Regions from separate parts of the Homo sapiens genome. Here region 1 is linked to region 2. The links are chromatin contacts, found by Hi-C or POLR2A ChIA-PET in ENCODE. All regions are on one chromosome and are shown on one strand. The core of a region is the stretch at or near the end of the contact, and the rest is flanking DNA. Distances in the headings are between cores, read along the strand shown. Region 1 overlaps DHX15 (DEAH-box helicase 15). Region 2 has its middle 28 kb from the start of LINC02473.

Region 1 (4,843 bases), core at 293-2,792, 130 kb before region 2:
CGCTCCAGGAGGGGATCATTCATAGCTTCACGAAGTAACATCCCATCAGTCATATACCTATATTCCAAAGAACATGTTGGTTAAAGGTTCCGTTAGGTCATTTTAAAACCAAACTTCGTGACAAAAATGAAATGCAAAGACATAAGGTAAATTAAAAATAAACTTCTGCCCCAAACAAATGTGCTACTGTTTCATGATCAATTGCAAAATTAAGTTTCAAGAAAATCTTTTAAGAGTATACAATGAAACAAGATATGCTTCATCAATTCTTGAAAAATGTAATACTGAAATGTACTGGGAAGACATGATATGACCAATTATGGAACATAATGATCACATGGTTTCACATGAATGCCAAGGCAAAATTCGTCATTTTCAATTTCTTAAACCTTTTAAAAACATACAAATATTCAACACGCAAAATCTAATAAACCATTTTAAGTTGCTTCATGTCACACCACTAAAATGTTACCACATGCAAATAAACATTTTTTGTTAAGCCTTAACAATTCCTTACTTAATAAGCTAACAACAGGCTCTTGGTTCAAAAGGGCTGAAAGCGTGAGTCCTCCCACCCCAAAGAAATAATCTTAAAGCACAAAAGGAATTCAATAATAAAAGAAGTGGGACTGAGGGGCAGCATCAACACTAAACAAATGCTGATACATAAATGGAAGATAAAAACAAATGACGTCAGATTGATCAATGAACCAAAAAGGGAAACCAGGCTTAGTTAGGGATGGCTCAAGTGAAGGCTGCTAATATGGACTCCAGTTATCACAAGACAGGCGCCACGTAAGAATGAAGGCAATGAGATCAAGGGTCAAGATTGTATAACTTTGCAGGGGTCAGCTATCTCCTGTCCATTCCACACTGGTTACTGATGTCACTATGAAAAACAACTATCTTCCTTTTGGCACCTGGACAAAACACAGGATGCCTTTAGATGCTTAAGTCACAGCTCATCCAGTTAGATAAAAACCCATTATTTTATTTACGGATTTAAAAGTGGTATTAAAAAATCTGAAGCCATCATTTATGAATTCACCATTTTGGCTCTTTTTATGATTAGTCTAACCTAATCTTTCATGGACCAACTGGATATTTTTAGCTCATGCCATCTGCTGGAGCATTAAGTTCAGCAAATTGATAGTGTACAACAAAAAGAAGTGAATTCTCTTTATTTCACCTAAACTTAATTCTAAATTTCATAAACTATTGGCAAACAAATCCATCTTAACTCATTTATATGCTTTATGCTTCTTGTCCTTGGTCATATTTTTAAAAATAAACTACCACATTCCTGGGAGGGACAAACAGCATTAGCTATAAGGTTATTTTATGTAAGACCAGGAAAGAAAAAACACTGCCAATTAAATTATGACTCAGTGCCTTAAAGACAGTAAAGCATAGTGCAAGAATCAGCAACACTATAGCCCTTAGCTGCTTTGAAATTTCTTTGATCTGAGGACGTTTGGTAATTTTTCCTGTCTTCCGATATATCACAGACACGAGAGAGGCAATACTCTTGTACATGATCTCAGTAGCAGAACATAACATACAGCTTCCTCTATTTGTGAGTTACCTCTCTTAGCTTCAATAGAGCGGTCTGTTGATTTGCAAGGCAAAAAAAAAAAAAAAGGATTGGTTACTCTTCCAACATTTGCTCAAATACTAGCATATTTACACCCTATTGCTCCATTTCCCAGCCTCTTGATACTCAGTGCTCATTTCAACATGGAATCATAGTGTAATATTTAATATTTCTGAAGGCATTTAAATTAGCAAATACTCTCAGTATATACAGACCCAACAATTCACATTATTTGAGGTGAAAATATGTACAGCTAGATCGAGTTCAAGCATTCACAGGCAATAATAACCAAACTGCCACCAACTACAAGACCTCAGTAGATTGTGAGACACATTGTAACTTCAGACAATAAAAACTTGAGAAAAAAGTCACAGAAATGATAAAATATGACTTTAAGTTGAAAACTTCTTAAAACTAGTTTTAAAAGTCACCTTCTTTATTTTGATCTTTTTTCTCCTCACATTCCTCAAGCTTTAATCAATCACAATATGGAGCAGAGCTAACCAACAGACATTCCTTTTTATTTTTCTAAGGGAAGAAATGTTACAGATGGCAGACTATAAATATTATAAATTAGATTAATGGAAATATTTTATTGTGCTTTATTAACTATGCATATTGCAAGTACTTAGTTAAATGGCCAAAACTTCTATCATCCAGACAATTCCCAATGGTTCCTCAATACTGATCATCACCCAGTGATCCCATTCCATGAGGTGCTGCACTTAATTACTTCTTGCATCACCAGTTAATATGGGATACTGCTGTTTGTACAATGAATAATTTCAAGAAAAATGAAATTTCAAAATTTCAAAGGTCTCAAGGATATAGTCAAATTTACTTCTTTTCCAGTGAAGAAAACGAAAAAAACCGTAGTCAACTTTTCCAGACTCTCAAAACCAGTTACTAAGACTAGGTATCACTGTACTGATTCCCAGTCCTAAGTCTCTCCTACATTAACACACTCTTCACAAAGTCCCAGATAAAGGAACCCATTGTACGTACAAATTTCATAGCAAAAAGCTATTCGAAAGATATGCCCAGGTCCTAACCTCTGGTACCTATCAACGTGACATTACTCAGAAATAGGGTCTTTGCAGAAGTAATTAAGTTATAAATTTCAGACAAGATCGCCCTGAATTTAAGAGTGGGCCCTAAATCCAATGACCAGTATCCTTACAAAATGTAAAGAGAGGGAGATTTGAACACAAAAGGAAAGCCACGTGAAGATGAAGGCAGAGACTGTGGTTACAAAGCTACAAGCCAAGGAATGCTAAGGACTGTTAGCCACCACCAAAAGCTAGGAGAGAATCATGAAAGACTATTGCCACTTAGAGCCTCCAGTTGGAACTAACCTGCCAACATACTGTTTTTGAACTTCTGACCTTCAGAATTGTGAGAGAATGAATTTGTCAATTTTAAGCCACTAAAAAAAAAAAAAAAAAAAAAGAAACAGTACTTGACGATTTGCTATACTGTTAAATGTATGAAACCCTTTGCTTAACAACAAAAAACTAACTTGACACAGAACTCAGGAAAGGCAGAATCAGGCACTGGAGATAAAAACTACAGTCCATTTTCCTTTATGTAAGAGTCAAGTTTTACTAACTTTCTTAGTAGTAATGAAATATTTATCCAGGCTAAGGAATGAGTCACAATAGTAAAATTTTAAGTTTGAAGTTTCAATGATGAATTAATAAAAGTGCCACAGGATAGCCAAACTCCACACTTTACTGGGTGCCTTACTATCTACAGTGTTTTCCAACTGTTTTAGGGCAGAGATGCTCTTAAAAATTTATTAGCATCACCTTGGAACTAGTAAGAACTACAAAACTTGAGTCTCATCTCAGATCTACTTAATCAGAAATTTTGAAGGTGAGGCATAGCAATCTGCTCTAACAAGTTTTCAAGTGATTCTGATGATTGCTAAAGTTTAAGAAACACTAGTCTAAATTAATCAAATTAAACAAGAAGCAGATTACCTAAAGATGTCTAAAGTAGCAAAAACATCCTTGGAGTAAGTAACAGTTCAGCTTTTCAACTGTGACTGCTTAATAAAATATACCAAAAACCCCATGTACTGAACAGTATCAACCTAGCTTAAGTATTTTTTTGCAACAGGCACATGTAGATGGCGTAGTATAACTACAAGCCAACTGCCAACTATGATCTCAGCAAGATGACGACACCTAACACATCACTAATTCTGATTTGAACAAACCATGGTAAAACATTACATCCTGCAAATATATTACTTATTTATATTTTTGTATTTATATATATGTATATATATTTTATGAAACATTCCAAAAAATTACAAACTAAGCCTAAGAAAGGCAAAAAATCATTTTTATAAAATGAAAACCAGAAATCCCTACCTCAAAGCTTATGATCCCTCCCCAGTAAAATTCCAGCTTGGTTAAATGTTTAAAACAAAAACAAAATAGTAAAATACATGGATTAAATTATTTAAACCAACACTGGGCAGGGTATGATGCAAAACCTGGACATCATAAAAGTGGTTAATTCAATACGTGTACAAAATTCAAGTCTCTATGTAGCATGAAGTGTCATAAAGCAAAGAAATGTATGACAAACTGAGCAAAAATTGCAACTTATATCCAAGGTGCTAATTCTGTTATAAGCTCCTACAAATCTATAAGAAAAAGGCCAATCCACTATAGAAATATGGGCAAAGCATATGATGAAACATCTAATTCTATCAATTTTATAATACCGCATATTTGGTCAAATTTAAATTCTCTGAAACTAAGATGCATTTTAAAATAGCACCTTAAAAACAGCTATCAACTAGGTAGAAATCCTGAGAAGATGAAAAAAGCACCAGTCTCAGATTCCAAAAAGAAATACAAATGGCTAATATACAAAAATGTTCAATTTCACAGAAAATAAATGCAAATTAAAACCATAAAGTAATCCCATTTTTCACTTAACAAGATTGACAAAGATAAAAAGTTTTATAATGCTGAGTTGGCAAGGGTAAAGAAACAGATGCTCATTTACTGATTCCTTACTGGTGAGAGTATATAAAAATCTCTATGGAGGGCAATCTGCCAAAAGCTGATAAAATTCAAGTATACTCTATGACCCGAACAATTTCACTTGTAGGGAATTTATTTCACAGATGTGTATGCGTGAAAAAAATGTGTGTACAAGTTTGTAAGAGGATACGGAGGACAGCAAATGTTTCTAATAGCAAAAACTGCAAATGAGGTTCCATCAATAGAA
Region 2 (4,349 bases), core at 416-2,915:
GTCCTGGGATTAAAATCTAAGATTTTCTGGCTCTTGGTCCTTGGTTTTACCTTTGAATCTGGAATGCTCAAGGCCCAGAAGTGAGAATCCCAAAGCAGGACTCTCAACCGAGATGCTGTATGCAAATAAGGGACCAGATAATTAATGCTTCGCTCTTTAGTAATTTTCTGTCCTTCAAAAAGGTAATGCAAACAATGCGCCCCTGGTGAGTCAAGGCCGTGTGGGTTTATTTTAATAAGCACCGGCACTTTTCCTTATGAGGCGTGGCCATCACCCAGTGCAGTTACCTGTGATACTAGAAAATATTTGGAAATCTCAAAATATAAACAAATGTCTGGAAAAGATCAGAGAGAGAAAAAAATGAAAGAGAGAAAAGAAGAAAAGAAAAAGTAGTAACAGGAGGGGAGGAAAGCATTCTAGAAAAAGAGTAACTACTAATTATTGAATGCTTGCTCTGTGCAAGGAGCTTTTCAAATGTTTCCTCATAAGAATTCCACGAGGTAGGCATTTGATGACTTTAAATGGATGTAAAAACTGAGGCTTAGAGGGGTGAGGCTTTTCCCAAGCTAGGAAGGGGCAGGACCAGCATTTGAGTCCAAGTCTGTTAAGTCAGCCTTAACCACGGCCTGGTACTGCCTTCTGCCTATAGATCTGACCAGAAGAGAGCGGGAAGGAAGGGGTGTTAAAAATGCATCTGCTTACAGGCCAGGCGTGGTGGCTCACGCCTGTAATCCCAGCACTTTGGGAGGTGGGCAGATGGCTTGAGAAGGCTTGGTAGACCAGCCTGGGCAGCATGGTGAGACCCCGTTTCTACAAAAAATACAAGAATTGGCTGGGGGTGGTGGGGCACACCTGCAGTCCCAGCTACTCGGGAGGCTGAGGCAGGAGGACTGCTTGATCCAGGAAGGTCGAGGCTGCAGTGAGCTGAAATCTCACCACTGTACTCCAGCCTGGGCGACAGAGCTAGGCCCTGTCTCAAAAAAAAAAAAGAAAAAAATTATTCATCTGCTTATTCATCTGCTTACTTGTCTGTTTTCCTCTGCTGTGTTGTAATCTCCTTGAGTATCAGAATCAAGATTTAATCCTTTGTCTCCCCAGAGCCTAAAGTAGTTCTTGAAAGGCAACAGACAATAAAAGTTTGATGCATGAACAAGCAAATGAACATCTGCAACGAGCCCAAGGCCAAGGGTCAAATATCTTGCCTTCTCTAACCCTGAAGTCATCTGTCATCTCTCTGGCTCTCAAAATCTAGGGAACTGGTTTGTCTTCCTCCATCCTCCACACACCCAATTCTATGGCCCGGGAAGTAAGTCCAAGGTCTTGTCTGGAACCTCTGGAAATTCCTGGGTTTAGGAACAGCCTTGTGCTCTCATTACCCCCCTTAGCCTCCTGACCCTGGTGTCTGTCCCGCTGTTCCCACTACGCCCATGAATCAAATCCTGACTCTGTCACTTGCCAGTTATGTGACCTTAGGTAAGTCAATTTTGGATTCTGGGATTCAGTTTCATCCTCTGTAAAATAAGTGCCTTGACTTAGATAAGGATGGCAAACCCAAATGCCTACAAGGATCAGGCAAATATTGAAAATGAGCGATGCAGATCGCCTAAGACGATAGGGAGTGGGGAAAACGGAAAAGCAGGCGGGAAAGGGCGCCCCCTGGCAGAGAGAGAAGCTACTACCCATCTTTACCTGTTATTACGTAGGAATGAGCGCTCAGTGTGGTCACATTTCCAGTTTTTTTTTTTTTTGGTAAGATGCGGGAAGTCTGGATTTTTATGTGAAATCTTTCAATTCTTAAATGTTGACACAAAATTTTTCAGAAACGCAGCGTGAGCCAAACTCAACACATCTGTGTGCCGAATTCAGCCCATGGCCTCCAGGATACAGCCTTTAGACCAGATGATGCCTAACATCTTTTCCACCTTTGAAAGGATTTGGCCTGGTGGCAGATCATCCCTTCAATCTGGATGTTTTTGGCTCTCTGGACTATTTTTGCTACAGTTTAAGCAGGGTGGACCAGGGCTTAAGAGTAACTGTGTTTATAAACACCCTGAAGAATTCCATATGGTATGCCGAATGTGAAGTTGGCTTAATTTGAAAAGATTAAATGTACTCAGGCAATTGCAGAGTTGTCTGTTTTGCAAATCAATGCAATTTGTCGGTACAGGCCGGGAAGGAATGAGCTTTGGGAAGCGCAGCTGGTGTGACCAACAAGCCCAGTGGTAGTATCATAACAGGAAAGCCAGTGTGGCAGCAGCTCCCTTCTCCAACACTCACATCTCCTCTTTGCATGCACTACACACACACACACACACACACACACACACACACACCCTTGCCTCTTCCCTGATGGCTGATTCAGTTTACTGTTTTTAAATTTGAACCATATCCAAATAAAAAAGGGTTCCTTTACACATATCCACGGACAATGTGGAGAATGCTTAGCAATCGGGGACCAGGTGTCTCACCTGATCGCAGCAACTTTGGGTCATGGAGAAGCCCTCAGTGAGGTACCCGAAAGCTGGATACACAGACCTTCCTATAGTATTAACTAATTGTGGGAGCTTGGACAATTATTTCCCCTCTTCAAGCCTTGGGTTCTTATCTGTGAAATAATGGGAATGAACTTGGATGTCTTAGGTCCCCTCTAGCACTGACAATCTTCATGATCTTTCATTCCCCACGAGGCAGGCAAGGGGAACCACTCTTGTTCTCTCCCTTAACATTGTTTTTGCTACAGACCATGGATAGCAACTCACTGGTCTAGTGTCTAGGCATGTCGATGACCATGGATTTCTATGGACACCACCTTGAGCAGCTGGAAGAGATTCTGGTCTAACCTGTCATGTGAACGTAAGGTGGACCTTGAGGCATCTATAGATCCCATGTAATCCTGGCACAGAGGGTCCCTTGCCTTTCTCCCCTCTGCCATTTCTGGTACAGTTCAACAGTGCACAAGGGGGTCACATAATCAGGTTCCTTGATCAACACGTCTCAACCTGTAAGGAAACCACAAAGCACAAAGGAGAAAAAGAAGAGGAAAATTGTATGGAAATCAGAATTTGGACACGAATAACAGAAAAGCAACTCAAACCAGCTTAATCTTAAATAAGGGGATACTTTAATGTCACGAGAAGCCCAGAGTTATTCCAGCAGCTCTAGAAATGGTCAACAGCTTATTGATGTCTTCAAAGACCCGTATCCCTTCTGTTTCTCTACTTCGTTATAGGCCAATTCTCCTCCTTGTAATGAAATTGCTGCCACTGTTCCAGGCATCATGTCTTTGCACACTTTTCTTTCATGTGTACCTTTTTTTCCAGTGTGCTAATTTTCCAGTAAGCCCCTCAAAAGACCTCCTTAATGGCCAGAAATGAGTCACACGCTCATGCCTAAAACAATCATTAGCAAAAGAATGTAATTACTTTGGTTGGTTTAGAGCCAAACAATGCAGATTCATGCTAGAGAAGGGAAAGGCTCTGCCTCCCCCATGAGGTGCAGGAAACCTTGTATCTGAGCAAAATTAGGATTCTGAGTTCCAGGAAGAAAGGCAGGAAACACAGCTGTCAGGAAGACCACTAACTGTGGCTCTCCACCATCCCTCCACTCCCACTGTAAGATTGGTGAGGAAGGAAGGAAGGAGAGAAAGGGTAGAGGAAAAAGGGGGGAAGGAGAAAAGCAGAGAGGAAGAGAAGGTGGAATTGCAGCTTTGGAATCAAACAGACTTTGGTTTCAATCCTAGCTTGGTTGTTTTCTAGCTGCCTGTTCTTGGCTTATCCCTGAGCTTGTCTAAGCTTGGGTTTCCTCACTTACAAAATGGAGAGAACATGGGCTTTTCGTGAGGTTACATGAGAAGATGAATGTAAGGAGCCAAGCACAGTGTTTGTCACAAAATAATGTTCAGTGAATATTAGCAAGAAGAGAAACAGAAGTGGGACAGGAAGAAGACTTTATGCAGAGCTTTACAGTTTATAAGATGCTGTCACAAACATCGCCTCTTCGATTTGACAACATACCAGGAAGGCAGGCAAATGAGGCATCTTTATCATTTTTTTAAGGGGTGTTGAAACTACAACATCCCATATGTGTCTAGCCCAAGGTTGTAAAATCCGGATGCAGGTCTTCAAAGTCCAGAGCTCCAGAAACACACAGAAAGAGTAGTTAAAAACAGAAAAGCATATTGAAAAAAAGAAATGCATATTATCGTATTTAGAAAACACATTCTTATTGTAGCAGACAGAGGGATCCCTACAATGAGAACTCTGCTTTTTAGAGATCCCCCCACTTCCAAATGGGGTGGTCTCCATCTTCCTAAATGTCTAATCAGGACAATTAGACTCAATTCAACAAGT

Evidence for each region. A loop is a pair of places that touch in the nucleus more often than their neighbours do. ChIA-PET counts read pairs that join two places held with the same protein, here RNA polymerase II (POLR2A). Pooled maps may share reads with other maps.
Region 1: a map of HAP-1 shows a loop between it and region 2 (2.7-fold over the local background). The contact joins two enhancer-like sites. A Hi-C loop is called at or near these places in 2 of 168 maps with a recorded cell type or tissue (Caco-2 and HAP-1) and 4 of 50 pooled maps. POLR2A ChIA-PET finds 5 or more read pairs at or near these places in 4 of 52 experiments (H1, PC-9, WTC11 and 1 more).

Annotation. Positions count from the first base shown.
Region 1 is chr4:24,556,354-24,561,196 of GRCh38, forward strand. DHX15 (DEAH-box helicase 15) reads right to left here. Exons shown (of 14, transcript NM_001358.3): 4 at 1-57. Among named protein-coding and RNA genes, the nearest start is that of DHX15, 26 kb to the right of the region's middle. Within about 2 kb of position 1,543, at least 2 of the 41 ENCODE cell types and tissues checked have a DNase peak (open chromatin) inside an H3K27ac peak, as active enhancers do.
Region 2 is chr4:24,685,901-24,690,249 of GRCh38, forward strand. No RefSeq gene overlaps it. Among named protein-coding and RNA genes, the nearest start is that of LINC02473, 28 kb to the left of the region's middle. Within about 2 kb of position 1,666, at least 2 of the 41 ENCODE cell types and tissues checked have a DNase peak (open chromatin) inside an H3K27ac peak, as active enhancers do.